3 separate regions of the Homo sapiens genome follow, and all the other regions are linked to region 3. The links are chromatin loops, found by intact Hi-C in ENCODE. Cell type or tissue: heart right ventricle. All regions are shown on one strand. Region 1 overlaps ADGRB3 (adhesion G protein-coupled receptor B3). Region 2 overlaps ADGRB3 (adhesion G protein-coupled receptor B3). Region 3 overlaps ADGRB3 (adhesion G protein-coupled receptor B3).

Region 1 (5,000 bases), 400 kb before region 3:
GGTTAATTCCTTCCTCCTTTCCTTTATACTAACATAACAATTTATTGCTTTTAGACATGAATATATACAGTCTGATCCTCTATTTTTGGCTACCTGAAGAATTAATATTAAAAAGCTATAAAATATCTGTTCTTCAAAGGCACTAAAAAATCTGAAGGCAAAGATTGCTGAATATTGTCTATTCAGATTTATATTCTTGATACTTTTATGCTAAAAACTTTGGATACAATTAAATATATATTCAATGCTAAGTTACTACAATGAGGCTGCATCAGTATTAAAATTTGCTATTTAATCGTAGATAAAAGATTCCTTATCATTACTTTGTATCTTGTAGTCTGAAATGTTACTGAAAAGAACCAATTATCCTTGGACTCCATTCAGGGTAAAACCATTGTTGACCATTGCAGTAAATAAAAACAAGTCTTAGTTTTGACACATGATGTACATTGTAGAGCTAGAACATTGATCTACATAAATGAAACGACTGAATTAGGAGTAGTTAGCACGTTCTGGGAGGCTTCTGTAATTTTAGGAGTATCAATTAAGAGTATTGAGTTCTATGTATGCATCACAAAGGTACAAATATACTGGAGAAATATATAATGTATTATATCCAATTATGTTAGCAGACTATGAATCATATCCAATTATCAATACACATAAGTACATTTTATGTGGTGCTTAAACGTCATTAATTTTGTATTTAGCATAACCTCCTCAGATGGTATGATTTCAGTAATTTCGAGTAAACATATTACAGCATCAATATAAATTCAATGTAAATTGGAAAATGAAAATTTTCATCTTGTTTGTATCTGTGAAAAGGCGTTTACTAAACACAGGAGCACATTGAATCAATAGTTTCTACTGAAAAAAAAAGCATCAAATGTACCGCAGAGAACCTAAATAGCAGGAATCAGAACATGAAACAAGTAATTTTCAGAGAAAGCCTAGCTAACCAGCCTAAGCATACTCACAGGATCTCTTCAGGCAGTCACTGAAGTAAAACCAAGAAAATTGCTTTAAATATAAAAATCAGGAAGCTGACATTCCCCCTCCCTACAAACTGAATCAACCAGGTTCAACTCCTAACATAAATTGTTCACTTATCGTAGTATGTATAAAACAAATTCCTCACTTGTCCAGAAAATCTCAGTTTAGCAAATACTTGAAGTAATTCAAAATTTAAAAATTTCATCCTATACAGGATAAACTTTAATTAAAAATGTTTGACTTATTTAATTAAATTAGTACATAATACCCTTACATGGCTGCATAGAGTAATAATTTTTAAGTAACTATATATCTATTTTGAATTCAAGTAATTACAATTCTAAAATAATTCATATAAACTTACCTCAAAGTCAAGGTCTGAATATCGTGATTTTCTTCTCTGTAAGATATATTTTTAAAAAGAAGGAGAAAAACCAATAAAGTTATGTTTAGTCATTCAAACAAAATGAAAAATCATCATTTTCATTAAAGATAATCCTGCTTGTTTTATACATATTTCCTTCACATAAGGAAAAATGTAAAATTTCATGAATCATGAAAAATTTTATGATTTCAAAATATTCCATTCACAATTTTCTATTTTCACTTTGAACTTCTTTTAAAATTGGAGAATATAAAAATACAGAATATTTCTCATTTTGACCTCTTAACCCTAATTTTTAGTAAGGAGAAAATGTTCCTATGAAAACTCAAACAGACATTTCAATCTTGAAAGAGACTTTAGGCTTACTACAGCAAAGCTACAGACAAACAGGATTAAAAGTTGTATAGGAAAAACTGTCTAGTTACCTCGACATCTTCAACCAACTTCTAGTTTTCCTTCCTACCAAATTCTAACCAGTCCTCTAAGTCCCAAAGTTCTTCATAAGTCTCACCCACATATTTCTTGTAATTTGATAGTCCTCCATGACAGAAAAGTCCTTCTCATTGCTAGTCCTAAGGAACTAACGTATTTGTTCTAGTTCAGCAAAACAAACTATTCCGCACCCCAGTAAAATGTAGATGTATGTGTAAATGTCTCACAGTGTTTCTCTGTGGCTCCACCTTTGTTAAACAGTTTCTGAAATCTAGTTACAGATAAAATGCATTAATAAAATAATGAGGACTGATACAACCAGAAAACAGGATTACAATGAAATTAATATATTTCATGTGATATGATTTTCATGATATTAGTATAAAGTATTCTTAGCAAACTTTTAGTACAGATTTTTTAAATTTAGAATTTTTTGATGAGAGAGGGAATGAAACAGGGAGAATTAACAAACAATTAAAGCATGTAATATTCAGGCAGTTGGAAAAATATACAAACCTTTGGGCAAAATTTTGTTTTATTTTTCCCGTGCTCCCATCCCAACACCTACAAACTTCAATAATTTAATAGGAAATCATACCCAAGATAGGTAGCAGACTCTAGTCTGCATTTTAACTCTTGAACATTAGGAGAGACAGAAAAGAAGCACTAATGTAGTTTCTTGAAAACTATGATTAAATTTCTGCAGCTACAGTTAAAATTGTCATTACAGAATCAGAACCTCACTGTATACCTAATCCCCAAACCACGTTTCAGTAGACAGAAGGGGACATGCCGAAAGAAAGGTTTCATGTTTTAAGTGAAAAATTCCTGAAATAATTTTATTTTAGTGAAGCTGCTTAAGACTGAAAATGCAGTCTTCAAGTACAATCAAGGAGAGGGCTGAAAGGAGACTGCTTTATTAAATAAAAACTCAGCAGGTTGATCTCACTTTCTTCTTGTCTCCAACAGCACCTCAGCCTCGCCGTGGTGACATCCAGGCATTGAGCCCAGCCCTCTTTTGCCATCTCCCCGCCACTATTGTTATCTAACTGTGCTGTGTAAAAACCAGGCTCCAGTGTACTGCACCACACTTTGCTGCAATATGCTAGACTAAATGTCAGGGCTTCCATTCTGCTCTTGGATACCTTTCTTGGCACTGTGACTAAGCAGGACATTTTTGTCAGTATACATTAAGCAAGATTCTTTCTTAATACAGCAAAATTCAAGGCTGGAAACAGTTTTAAGCAATAATTATAAAACATTAGTCATGAGCTTTGCATTTTATTTGAAAATTAAATAGTGACATTTTGTGAAAAAGATTTAGAAGCAAGAGCAAAAGACAGGAACCTAGATCACCAGAGATAGATTCTGTTTCTGAGAGCAGGTATGTCAATGTGAAATATGGAAGGAAAATGGATACACTCATACAAGTAGATCTCATTCCTATTTAATTTTATTAAAATTAAATTCTAACATAAGGCATAGCAGAACTGGCAGTCTTGAAGGATTAGACTAAGGAATGAACAAATCAAACAAACAGATTTTAATCAAAAGAACCTAAAGATGGTGGTGGGATTTGGAGTGGATGCAAAATAAAGCAGTAAAGCCTTAAAAATTAGAGAGTGGGAAAAAATGACAGATTTTTACAGTCCAAGTGAGTTAAAAATGTGTGTAAAGTTATTCAGGTTTCCACAATACTGACCAAGTGTTTCAACCTTTTATTGTTTATATAGCACTTTCACATTTGCACATGCTACCCACCAGTGGGATGGTCGGATAAAATATTATTTATTTTCCTTATTTTATGAATAAGAAAAATTGAGGGTCAGTGGAGTTAAAATTACTTGCCCACTTCACCTGTGTGGTAAGCAAATGAGTTGGGATTCAAACTCAGGACTTCTGACTACAAGCGCAGCATTTCATTTACTATCTCTTGCTGTCTTCTCAGTAATACAGGAGTGATATGTTACAGTAAAAATGCCTGTGATGTTTTGCTAATTGTTACCAGACTCAGCAAAAATAACAATAGATGAGCCAGTCAGTCCAAGTCTGACTTTCTAAGCATAAAGCAAGGTCAAGCAGGTTAACTTTTACTTGTCAATTGCATTTTGAAGGAGAAAAAAAACCTAGCAATTTGATATTTACATATTTGAGAAAATATCTGTGTTGAGTAAAATAACTTAGAAATCATTCTAATGTGCAATCATTTATAAGCAATGATACAATAACAAACAGTAGGAGACTTCTCCACCTCCAGACATGACTCGCTCTCTCTTTTTTTTTTTTTTTTTTTGAAATGGTCTTGCTCTGTCACCCAGGCCGGGGTTCAGTGGCATGATCACAGCTCACTGCAGCCTCAACATTCAGGGCTCAAGTGATCCTTCCACCTCAGCCCTCCTAGTAGCTGGGGCTATAGACATGTGCCACAACACCTGGTTAAGTTTTGCATTTTTTGTAGAGATAAGATTTTGTCATGTTGCCTAGAATGATCTTGAACTCCTGGGCTCAAGCGATCCACCTGCTTCAGCCTCTCAAAGTGCTGAGATTACAGGCGTGAGGCTCCACCCCAGCCTTAGTTTATCTTAAAGGGGCATGGGGCATTGGGAAATTGATGGTGTAAAGAAAGAATAAGAACATTCAATTCTGTTCAGTTTTGGTCTGTTTCCACCGTTGGTATACATACAGTGTATTGGAAAGTCTTTCAAAGTATTGAAGTTTATTGAAACCCTAACTGACTTGCATGTTTATTCAAATGTCTTTCTGAGCTCTCTAAAATATTAATTCCAGAGAAGAAAGTGATTGGAAATTGTTATGTATGTTTTAAATTAAGAACCAACTGAGAAAAGTGGTCAAGCCATAACAATTTTTCTGATAATCTGATAACTTTTAAAAATGCTACATGTAAATTTAATATAAGCCAGGGATAGGTGATATTGAAATATTTAATGAAGATACAAATCCCTCTGTACATATATTCCAATTTTGCAAATAACCTAACGTAAATAATCCTTTTTCTCAAAGTAGGTAATGGAAACCTTCTATGCTCTTTCCTCTTCCTAATTTCTATGCTGTTTCCTCTTCTTAATTTCCCACTTAGAACTCATCTCAACTTGTATTCTATTCTCAATACTCCATTAAAATTCCTCTTGCTGACAGTCTCTGATGAGCTCCATCTGGTCAAATTCCA
Region 2 (5,000 bases), 160 kb before region 3:
TCAAGAATCACCTTCTCAGTGAGGCATTCTTTGGCCACCCTTATGAAATATCCCTGCCCCGGCCGGGCGCAGTGGCTCATGCCTGTAATCCCAGCACTTTGGGAGGCCGAGGCGGGTGGATCACGAGGTCAGCAGATCGAGACAATCCTGGCTAACACGGTGAAACCCCGTCACTACTAAAAATACAAAAAATTAGCCGGGCATGGTGGCGGGCTCCTGTAGTCCCAGCTACTCGGGAGGCTGAGGCAGGAGAATGCCGAGAACCCAGGAGGCGGAGCTTGCAGTGAGCCGAGATGGCGCCACTGCACTCCAGCCTGGGCGACAGAGCAAGACTCCGTCCCCACCGCCCCCCCCAAAAAAAAAGAAAGAAATATCCCTGCCCCAAACTGACTTCCTGTCTTCTTTCTTTCACTTCATTTTTTTTCTCCTTAGCATTTACTATCCAAATATTGTATATTTTACTTATTTGTCCTGCTTATTACTCTCCCCTTCCCCCTTGAAAGCTCCATTAGGGGAGAGATTTGTGTCTATTTTGTTTATTGCTATACCTAAAACAGTGCCTGGAATCAAGCAGGTTATTATTAAATGATTGTTGAGTGAGTAAATGAATGAATAAGTGAAATGAATTACTCTTAACTCTATCTAGGAATTCTTGTTCATATCTTTCTCTTTTTTTGATTTTTATTTTTTGTGGGTACATAGTAGATTTGTATATTTATGGGTTACACAAAATATTATGATATAGGCATACCATGTGTAATAATCTCATTAGGGTAGATGGGGTATCCATCACCTCAAACATTTATCTTTTGTGTTACAAATGATTCAACTATATTTTTAGTTATTTTTTAAATGTGCAATTAAATTATTATTGACAATAGTCATCCTGTTTTGCGATTAAATGCTAGATCTTATTCATTCTATCCAATTATATTTTTATACCCATTAACCACCCCACTTCCTCCTGGCGCCCACCACCACCTCTCCCAGCTCTCCCAGCTTCTAGTAATCATCATTCTACTCTCTACCTTCATGAGTTCAATTGTTTTAATTTTTAGCTTCCACAAATAAATGAGAACACGTGAAGTTTGTCTTTCTGTGCCTGGCTTATTTCACTTAACAAAATGACTTATGGTTCTATACATGTCATTGTATATCATATAAGATTGCAATTTTTTTCTTTGTTTGTTCTTTCCTGTGCTCTTCTTGAAAAGCTGATTTCAGTGACAATTCCCATGAACTGTCATATTTAACCTTATATATCAGTTATTAGAGACTTTTGAATTCAGAGTAAACTTACCAATATAATATTGTCAATTAGTATATTGCTATTAATCTTAGAATTTTTCCAAGTTTTCCAAGATGCTATGCTTGCATCTAAGATGCTGAAATGACAAGTTTTGTAAGAGATTTTTTTTCTAAATGGAATATTCAGTGAATTATCTAGGCTACAGTGTAGGAAGTGGCAGACAAGAATACAGACTCTAGTTCTAGTGTGTGCTATGCTGTTCAGCAATTAGACTATCTTGAAGTAAGAGCATTTAATTTCTATAGGTCTTATTAAAATAATTGCTTTAGATAAGGTGACTTCTAAATTACCTTCAAAATAGAAAAATATTCTTACTTATTCACTTTATATTGAGAGTTGAAGCAAAAATATGTATTTTAGTCAGGATACACTAGTTGTGGTTAAGACAACAGACAGATCTGTGTTCCAAGTGTATTTCCCACTTACTGGTTGGGTAAGCTTGTACAATTTACATAACTTTAAAAACCTATCTCCCCATTTGTCAAACAAAGGTGAAAATCCATAAACAGGTTTTGGGAGGATTAATTTAGGGAATATATAAAGTACTTGGAGAGGTGAATGCCACATAATAGTAAAAAATGGTTGCTATAGTTATCTCCTTTTCTGCATTTTCTATATATAAGTTTATGTATATAAATAATTCCATTGCATTAATAATGTAAGAATAAACATAAACCATTCCTCACATAAAATGCAACTTTACCCAACAGATACATGTCTTTATTTGAGAAACAATGACTATACACCCACAATAACATCTCTCACTGAGAGCAGAATGCCTGAAATTCCTGTATCAGCAGTTACTTTTTGTACTAACAGGGTACTAAGGAACCAACCAGTCTGAATATCAGTGAGTCACACAGGCATTTATTGGCATTTAAGTGCATGAGGGGACAAGTCCTTATGGGACTGCTGCCAGGCTAGATGAACATTGAAAGCAGGAGAGGAAAATGGGTGAGCTGAGATTAGCAGCACTGGACCAGCTAAAAGGGCAGCCCCGGTAAAGCGCTACCTTGGGAAAGCTCCGGACTATCAAGTGCGACCAGGTACCTGGTCTAGGGAGGTGGTAGGGTGAAGGGGTATGAAAATAGAGTTGAACAACTCATGAGCTGACACTCAACATAGAGATTATCTCATGTGAGTAATTTATCTCAGTACTGGTCAGTTTTTAAATAGAAATTCTTGGGCTTAGGGTAAACACAAAAACCAGGATCTACTTACTCTGAATAGAGTCATGCACTAGCTAACTTTAAAAGTCAAATAATATCTTCCTCTAGAGTCTTTTGACAGGCATAAAGCAATTTTTCTCACATTAAATTATTCCTTTTATAACCTTTGCTTCCCTTAGTTATTTGAATTATGATGTGAATTTCTTCATTTAGCTGTTCTTTTTAGTATCAACGGCAGCGTTACAATGAAATACTCTTATTTCTCATTATAATTCATTAACCTAGCATTTTATAAACTTAATATTGTAAATCTCATTAATTTAAAATTCAGGAAAGAAAAAAATAGCACCTCCAATAAAGAAGCATTTATTGTACCTGATAATTCATTTTAACCACCAAAGAACCTGACATTGAGCCAATTTCCTTTTCCAAGAAAATAATTTATGAAAGAATCAAATGACTTGAAAATGGGTATGTTGAGCATGAGGGTTATTAAGGTTTATTTTAAATCTCACTTTTGTTTTGGTACATTTCTATGGTGAACACTTGAACACTGGCTGCCACTGAGGTTTATCAGTAACCTGTTATGATAAAATGATGGTACCATGTCAGAGTCATTACATAGCTATGCCTGAGCCACAAAACAGCTTGGGAATTGGCAGCTGAATATACTTTGGCAACACTGAAGACCCTGAAATAGTTAACCACACACTGCCTGTAGCTAGTGTCTTCCTACAACATTTTTCTGATGCTGGAACAGTATTGTTGAATAAAGTGGATGTGGCAGAGACTGCCAGCTAGTCTCCAAAATTTTTTTCTTCTTCCTGGGAACACAGTAAGCCATATATTCCAGGCTTCTTTCTTGAAGTTAAGAATAGTTTTGTGTGATACAGTTTTAACAACAGAATGTCCATGGAAATGATGGGTACCGTTTCTAGGTCTGAATAATTAAAATCTCCCACATTTGCTCTTCCATGTTATTCTGTACTTTCTGTTGCCTGAAATGGGCCTGACCCCAAGGCAACAACTGAAGACATACTAAAGGTGTCAATATGTTTATCAACTGAGTTGCTGAATGACAGCACGGAAGAAGGCCATTCTGCCAAACATTTCACCTATTTGTTCTGTTAACATGAGGCAGAGAAAGGTATCTATTGTGTTTAGGCATCGTACACCTTTAAGGGGCTAATTCTTTTTTTCTTGTTTTTGAGACAGAGTCTTGCTCTGTCGCCCAGGCTGGAGTACAGTGGTGTGATCTTGGCCCACTGCATCCTCAGCTTCCCGGGTTCAAGTGATTCTCCTACCTCAGCCTCTCGAGTAGCTGGGACTACAGGAGCCAGCCACCATGCCCGGCTAATTTTTGTATTTTTAGTAGAGATGGGGTTTCATCATATTGGCCAGGATGCTCTTGAACTCCTGACCTTGTGATCTGCCCACCTAAGCTTTCCAAAGTGTTGGGATTACAGGCATGAGCCACCATGCCTGGACAAGGGGCTATTTCTTACAGTAACTAATATAGTGAACTCTCTTGTTTCGGAAACTACTCTTTTAAGCTTCTGATTGATTTGTTTTTGCGTGTGTGTGTTTGATTTGCCACAGCATCAGCTGGTCCATCCAGATGATCCAAAAAAAAAACACAGAAAATGTTAAGTTCATAGGTTTACTTTATCATTTTGTGAACTGATGGGGGTATTTAGCAAGGAATAACATCACTGAAAAAGTATTCAAATATAACCTACTGGGCAAAAGGTAACTGTTTTTCGAGAGTAAATCAAGTCTGCATAAAGACAAGAGGAAATAACTTTGGATGGTTATAAATGTTTGCATTAAGATTCCACGTTGAAACTCACAAAATGCAGGAGTTATAAGAAACCACACTGGTCATCTATTTTAATTTCACATTTGAGGCTCAAAAAGATCTTACCATTAAAAAAAAAAAAAAAAAAAAGAAAGAAAAGAAAAGAAACACCACTGCATCGGTGGGATGAGAAGTAAAAAGATATTTTCTATTGGAAAAAGATACGATTTTTAAAAAGGAGGAAACCACCAGTGAGGGATTGAAATCGGTTCTGTACTCAATGACATCACTGACCCTGTAGAAAATATTATGTATTCAATGTAGGTAATGTGTTTATACAAACAGAAAGTGCCACAAAAAGTGGGGCGCTATTCAAAGTAGAAAGATAAATTTTCTCTTCTATCTAGATATGCATAAAAATAAACTGTTACTGGAAGTCCTTGGCTCTAAATATGGCTATGGCTACTAAAGGAAATAAAGAAGTTTCAAAGCAAAGGAACTAAAATGATCAAAGGAAAAAAGTTAAAGAGTGAAGAAAATGTGAATTCTCCATTTTGAAGAAGAAAAAAAAATGGTGGGTTGAGAATCACCAAAGAAAAACAACCATGAAGGCGATTTTTAGAAGAAAATCGATTGTTTATATAATGCCAAATATATAGACATATAGAAGCAGATGATGAATTTAATATTAAATAAAAGAAACTCATTACTCTTCAGTGTAGTA
Region 3 (5,000 bases):
ACACTTTGAGATTTCATTTCTTCTATTTCACTGAGTGTATCTATCTTAATCCATTATCAGATGGCCTGCACTCAAGAATGAAACCCCATTTAAATGTTGCAGTACAAAACAGTACATTTGGAAAGTGAAAATTTTCTGCAACAAAAGTGATACTATTAATTCTTAGCAAATTTGTAAAGATTGCTCTGTTATTTACTTAATCCCTGTAATTATTCCCATTCATCACCACGACTGAACAAGAACTGAATATGGATATAATTAAACAAAGTCTAATGACTAAAATTAGAAAAAAAAATCCATTAAAATTTAATTTATACATTTTTACTTATACCTAATTTTGAAATATAATGGTCTGAGTTATTGACAGCTATTAATAAAAGAAGCTTTATATTTCATATTCTTACATTTTATATTATGAAGCTAAGCTATATGTTATATTCCCTCACTTATATATATTTTTGTCTCTAAATAGAAACAAAAAAAGACTATAAAAAATACATGTGTATATTTATATTTATATATCTGCATATAATATATAAATATAAAATCTTATTTATATTTCTATTTTTGAATTTATATCAATATAATGCATATTATATGATATATAAATATAAAACTTTATGTTTATGTGATAAATATAAAAAAATATATATTTTTCTATATTGTAAGTATATATTTACAACAGAAATAAGGCTGTATATAGCCAAATAATCATCAATTACTGCTATACACATATCTGTAGCAATGGCCCTTGAACAACACAGGTTTGAACTGTGCAGTCCACTTACATGCAGATTTTGTATTGCCTCTGCCACTCCTGAGCCTGCAAGACCAACCCCTCCTCTTTCTCCTTCTCAGCCTAAAGATAATGAGGATGAAGACTTTTATAATAATCCACTTCCACTATTCAAGCAAATATAATTTATCTTCTTTATGACTTTCTTAATAACATTTTCTTTTCTCTAGCTTACTTTATTGTAAAAATACAGTACAAAATATATGTAACATATGGAATATGTGTTAATAAACTGTTTTTGTTATCGGTGAGCCTTCCTTACTGGTCAAGAACAGGCTATTAGTAAATGTGAAGGGAGTCAAAAGTTACATATGGATTTTCGACTGCCCTGGGTGTTGGCGCCCCTAACGGCCACATTATTCAAGGGTCAACTGTATATAGATATACATAAGTATATATAATGACAGAAATAATTCTCCAGATAGTTAAATAATGATAAATTTAACTCCAAGTTTCATAAGGAAACATGCTGTACAGAATTTGACTTTCAGATTTTAAAAAAATGCTTTTCTTTTTCTGATAATGAAACAAATACTAATTCTATTAGTTGATAGGGGTTGTTATTGTATAAGCTATTTCTCCATCCACAAGCAAGAATACTCTTTAGGATTCTTACAAAAGTTATGTATATTTTTGAGTGACAGTAAGAACAGTAAAAGAAAATATAAGCACAACAAAACATAAAGGCATTTAAGTAAACATCACTCCTGCCAAGATTAAACTTCCCAGTTGGCTCATGTTCATATTTTGTTCTACACCCTACAGTGTTTATTCATGTATGGAGGCCCTGTTGACTGTCAGGATGAAATGACAACAGTCTGCAGTAATGACAATGACTTGTACTTGTAAAATACCAAGCAAAATGTAACTATGCTCAAAATATTCATGCATCATACTCTGTGAATAAGTCAATGATATGTGGGAAAAGAAGAGCTATTTTTTGGAAAATTTGGCCCATGTAATCTTTTGGGAGTAATTAAGTTTCTCTGGTGCAATAACACTGTCATTTATTTTAATGTCTTAATCTCAAACTGCAGTGAGAAATTTGATAGCTAAGTGACACAGCTTTATCACTGTCCAACTACTGCAAATTTAAATAATTTAATTTTAAAATGTATGATATTTTAAAATAAGTATTTAACACAGACTTAAGCCAACCATAATGCATATGTTTAACTTTTATAGGTAAAACTGAATAACAGATTTTGCTCAGGCCTTTCCCCCACTAGACAAAGGGTTCTTTCATTTAAATAGCAGGATCCATAAAAACCCAAGTCCTAGGAACAAAACAATTTAGCACTGACCTATAAAAATTAGCTTTCTATCACATTGCTTTCTCCTTCAGGCATTTCTTTTTTAGAGATGTTACTGATTTGATTGTACAGCAGAAGGTTAAATTCTCACACAGTGATCATTAGCAAAAAATAAACAGAGCAAGTACTAAAGCTGGCTTTGCACCTACTGAATGCTGCAAGTGTCTGTACTCATTTGATATGCATCTTGCAAAGCTCGGCTGTTCCCAGAAGGCCACTCCATGAAGACTGAGAGAGCAGCGTCTGCTAGTGGTGCCTGTGTGTCACAAAGAACAGAGAGAAGCTTTATAATAGGGATGTTTGAAGGCATCACACTTAGCTGGGAATCAGGCTAAAAATTAAGTTTGTACTTTTTTTCTTTAAAAAACATGCACATGAAATTGATATTTTGATTATTTTTATAATGCATATTAGTCACACTGAGAAACAATTACACCAGCAATATTTTCTATATCTCTTCATTGGCTTCATTTATGAAGCACTTTACTAAAATTGTTTCATTATTTGCTTATTGGACAGACTTATTTATGGATATAAGACAAAAACATGACTTCATAAACCAACACTGCATGCTGTTCTTGGATGGGGATTATCACTAGGGTTTGGGTGGGTCATCCTACTGTACCTGTGGCATTCAGGGGACATTGATTGAATGCCAAGTCGCCTGCTGGAGTTCTTTTCCACACCATCGACATCAGATAATCCTCAGGGCATATTTCATAAGGTGCTGCAATTTTAAACAAAGGGACTTGAATGTCAGTAGTGTTTAAAAAATTTTGGCAATAAACAATTGTCAAAGGCACCTCTCTAACTGCAGAGCTCTTTAGTTTTCTTTTTTTTTCTTTCTTTTTTTTAGAGATGGGGTCTCACTCTGTTGCCCAGGCTGGAGTGCACTGGCATGATCCTAGCTCACTGTGCAGCCGCAAACTACTGGGCTCAAGCCATCCTCCCTCCTTAGTCTCTTGAGTAACTAGGACTACAGACGTGTGTTGCCACATCTGGCCGATTTTTTGTTTTAATTCTACGTAGAGAAAGGGTCTCCTTATGTTGCCAGGCTCATCTTGAGCTTCTCCCAAAGTGCCAGGATTATAGAATTGAGCCACCATGCACAGGCTCTTTCATTTGCTTTAATGTATATTGTTTACTGAAATGTTAGTGGCATAAACATACATAAAAACCCATCAGATTTCCTTTTAGTATCTACAAAGTATTTACAGAATTGTAATTTCTTTTTGAACTGCTTACTGTGTAGACTATTTATAGAGGTCATTTGGATTTGCCTACAAGTTGAACATATTCAGGCATATCAATAAAAATATTTATAATATTTTAGGATGTTATACAAAAAAGTGACTTCCAACAAACAAAAAGGCACATTAAAATTATTAACTATTAAATGTTAAAAATAAATAAGCATAAAGAGTAAAAATACGTAACTTTTTACCTCTTCAACTAAAAGCAATGATAGCAGTAAAAATATACCAATTTGATCTTTTTGTCATATTATATTCAAAATTTCAATTTAATTATTGAGCAAGAAAATTAAAAATAACTTCAAAAATAACAGATGTTTAACTGTAATATAATGAAATGCAAAATAGTAGTGAAAGAATGAGGTCTATCTATATTGTGTTAAAAGTGACATCTTGCTCCCATGTGAAAGAATATTAGTCCCTTCTCTAGACACACACACTGTTGTGCTTTTCATACAAAATTGTCATTTACATGTTCATATATCAGTCTTCACTATTTGCTAGGGATCTTGTTTGGGTCTACTCACCTCTGTATCACTTGTACCTAATGGTGTGTTTGCCACATGAAGTTGCTCAAAATTGAATAAATAAATAAATGAATATATGTTTTATAAATACCTTGATAAATAAGTGAGGATCTTAAAATACTAAGTACCTAAATAAACACAGGAGTGTGATTTCTTGGGAGAAACATCTTCCTTGCAGAATAATATAATATTTAATCCATGATAATCATCATTCTACTGATACCAATTCCATTTCAGAATTTACGAACTCATTAAATTACCTTATAGTTATCAGTAGGGGAAGAATACAAGTTGACAAATTAAATCTTGAAATAATATTTAAAAAATAATTACCCAAGATAAGATGAATGGTTTGAACACATGGGTATTACAAAGCTGACAGTGTCACTGAAGATCAACTATTCCAACTCCTTCCTCTTTACAGATGAAGGCACCAAGGCCCAAAAAGAGGAAGCTTGTCTAAGGAGACAGAGCTGGTGGAGGTGTCAGCAGGACTGGATCCTAGAATCCACACTCCTCAGTCATCTTCCTTTTCTTTTCCCACATATACTCTTCATGACCTTGAATTGTTTAAGATAGTCCTCTCCCTCTGAGTATATGTAAATATATATTCATTTATTTATTCCATGTTCCCATTAAAACACATAGGCAATGTTTTCAATTTGTGTCCTCTTTGCTTGGTGGAGGGTTTAGCAGTTAATTCAACCTTCACCAGCCCCACTTTCATAAGCTGTCTCCTCCTAACCTTACCAATGATCTACCAACAAACCTCATCTTAGTCTCACACAGTCTGGGCCTTGTCTGTACCACTATATTTTGACTTTTCTCACCTTCTTGGAAATACTTTCTTCAGCATCTTAAGCCATTCTCCAACACTCCTCCACCAACCCCTCAGAGCATTCTTTCTTTGTCTCATTCTTTGTGTCCTTCTCAGAATCATTCATACCTTACTTCTTCCTTACGTTAGGTGTTTTTCTTGGATAATTTCAAGCATATTAATAATAGTAATATAATCATATTAGTATTTATTAAGCCCTTTTGGAGAGTTTTACATGCATGGACACATTTGCTCTCTCCCAACCACCTACGAGTTAGCACCTATGAGTTAGAG

Evidence for each region. A loop is a pair of places that touch in the nucleus more often than their neighbours do. Peaks named below come from ENCODE experiments on the same cell type or tissue, not always from the same donor. Only the 100,000 strongest peaks of a DNase experiment are listed, where the experiment ranks them.
Region 1: a loop joins it to region 3, with 3 times the contacts of the local background. A loop is called at or near these places in 3 of 110 quality-filtered maps.
Region 2: it touches region 3 in a loop (5-fold over the local background); 6 of 110 quality-filtered maps call a loop at or near these places.

Annotation. Positions count from the first base shown.
Region 1 is chr6:69,368,802-69,373,801 of GRCh38, reverse strand. ADGRB3 (adhesion G protein-coupled receptor B3) reads right to left here. Exons shown (of 32, transcript NM_001704.3): 30 at 1,361-1,396. Among named protein-coding and RNA genes, the nearest start is that of LMBRD1, 430 kb to the left of the region's middle. In heart right ventricle, no CTCF peak of the experiment used is centred here; a DNase peak (open chromatin) is centred at 2,834.
Region 2 is chr6:69,136,483-69,141,482 of GRCh38, reverse strand. All of the region lies in intron 17 of ADGRB3 (adhesion G protein-coupled receptor B3), which reads right to left. Among named protein-coding and RNA genes, the nearest start is that of ADGRB3, 500 kb to the right of the region's middle. In heart right ventricle, no CTCF peak of the experiment used is centred here; a DNase peak (open chromatin) is centred at 2,268; H3K4me3 peaks cover 1,158 bases; H3K27ac peaks cover 3,260 bases.
Region 3 is chr6:68,972,599-68,977,598 of GRCh38, reverse strand. ADGRB3 (adhesion G protein-coupled receptor B3) reads right to left here. Exons shown (of 32, transcript NM_001704.3): 9 at 2,735-2,836; 10 at 2,259-2,365. Among named protein-coding and RNA genes, the nearest start is that of ADGRB3, 340 kb to the right of the region's middle. In heart right ventricle, a CTCF peak has its summit at 2,372; a DNase peak (open chromatin) is centred at 2,323.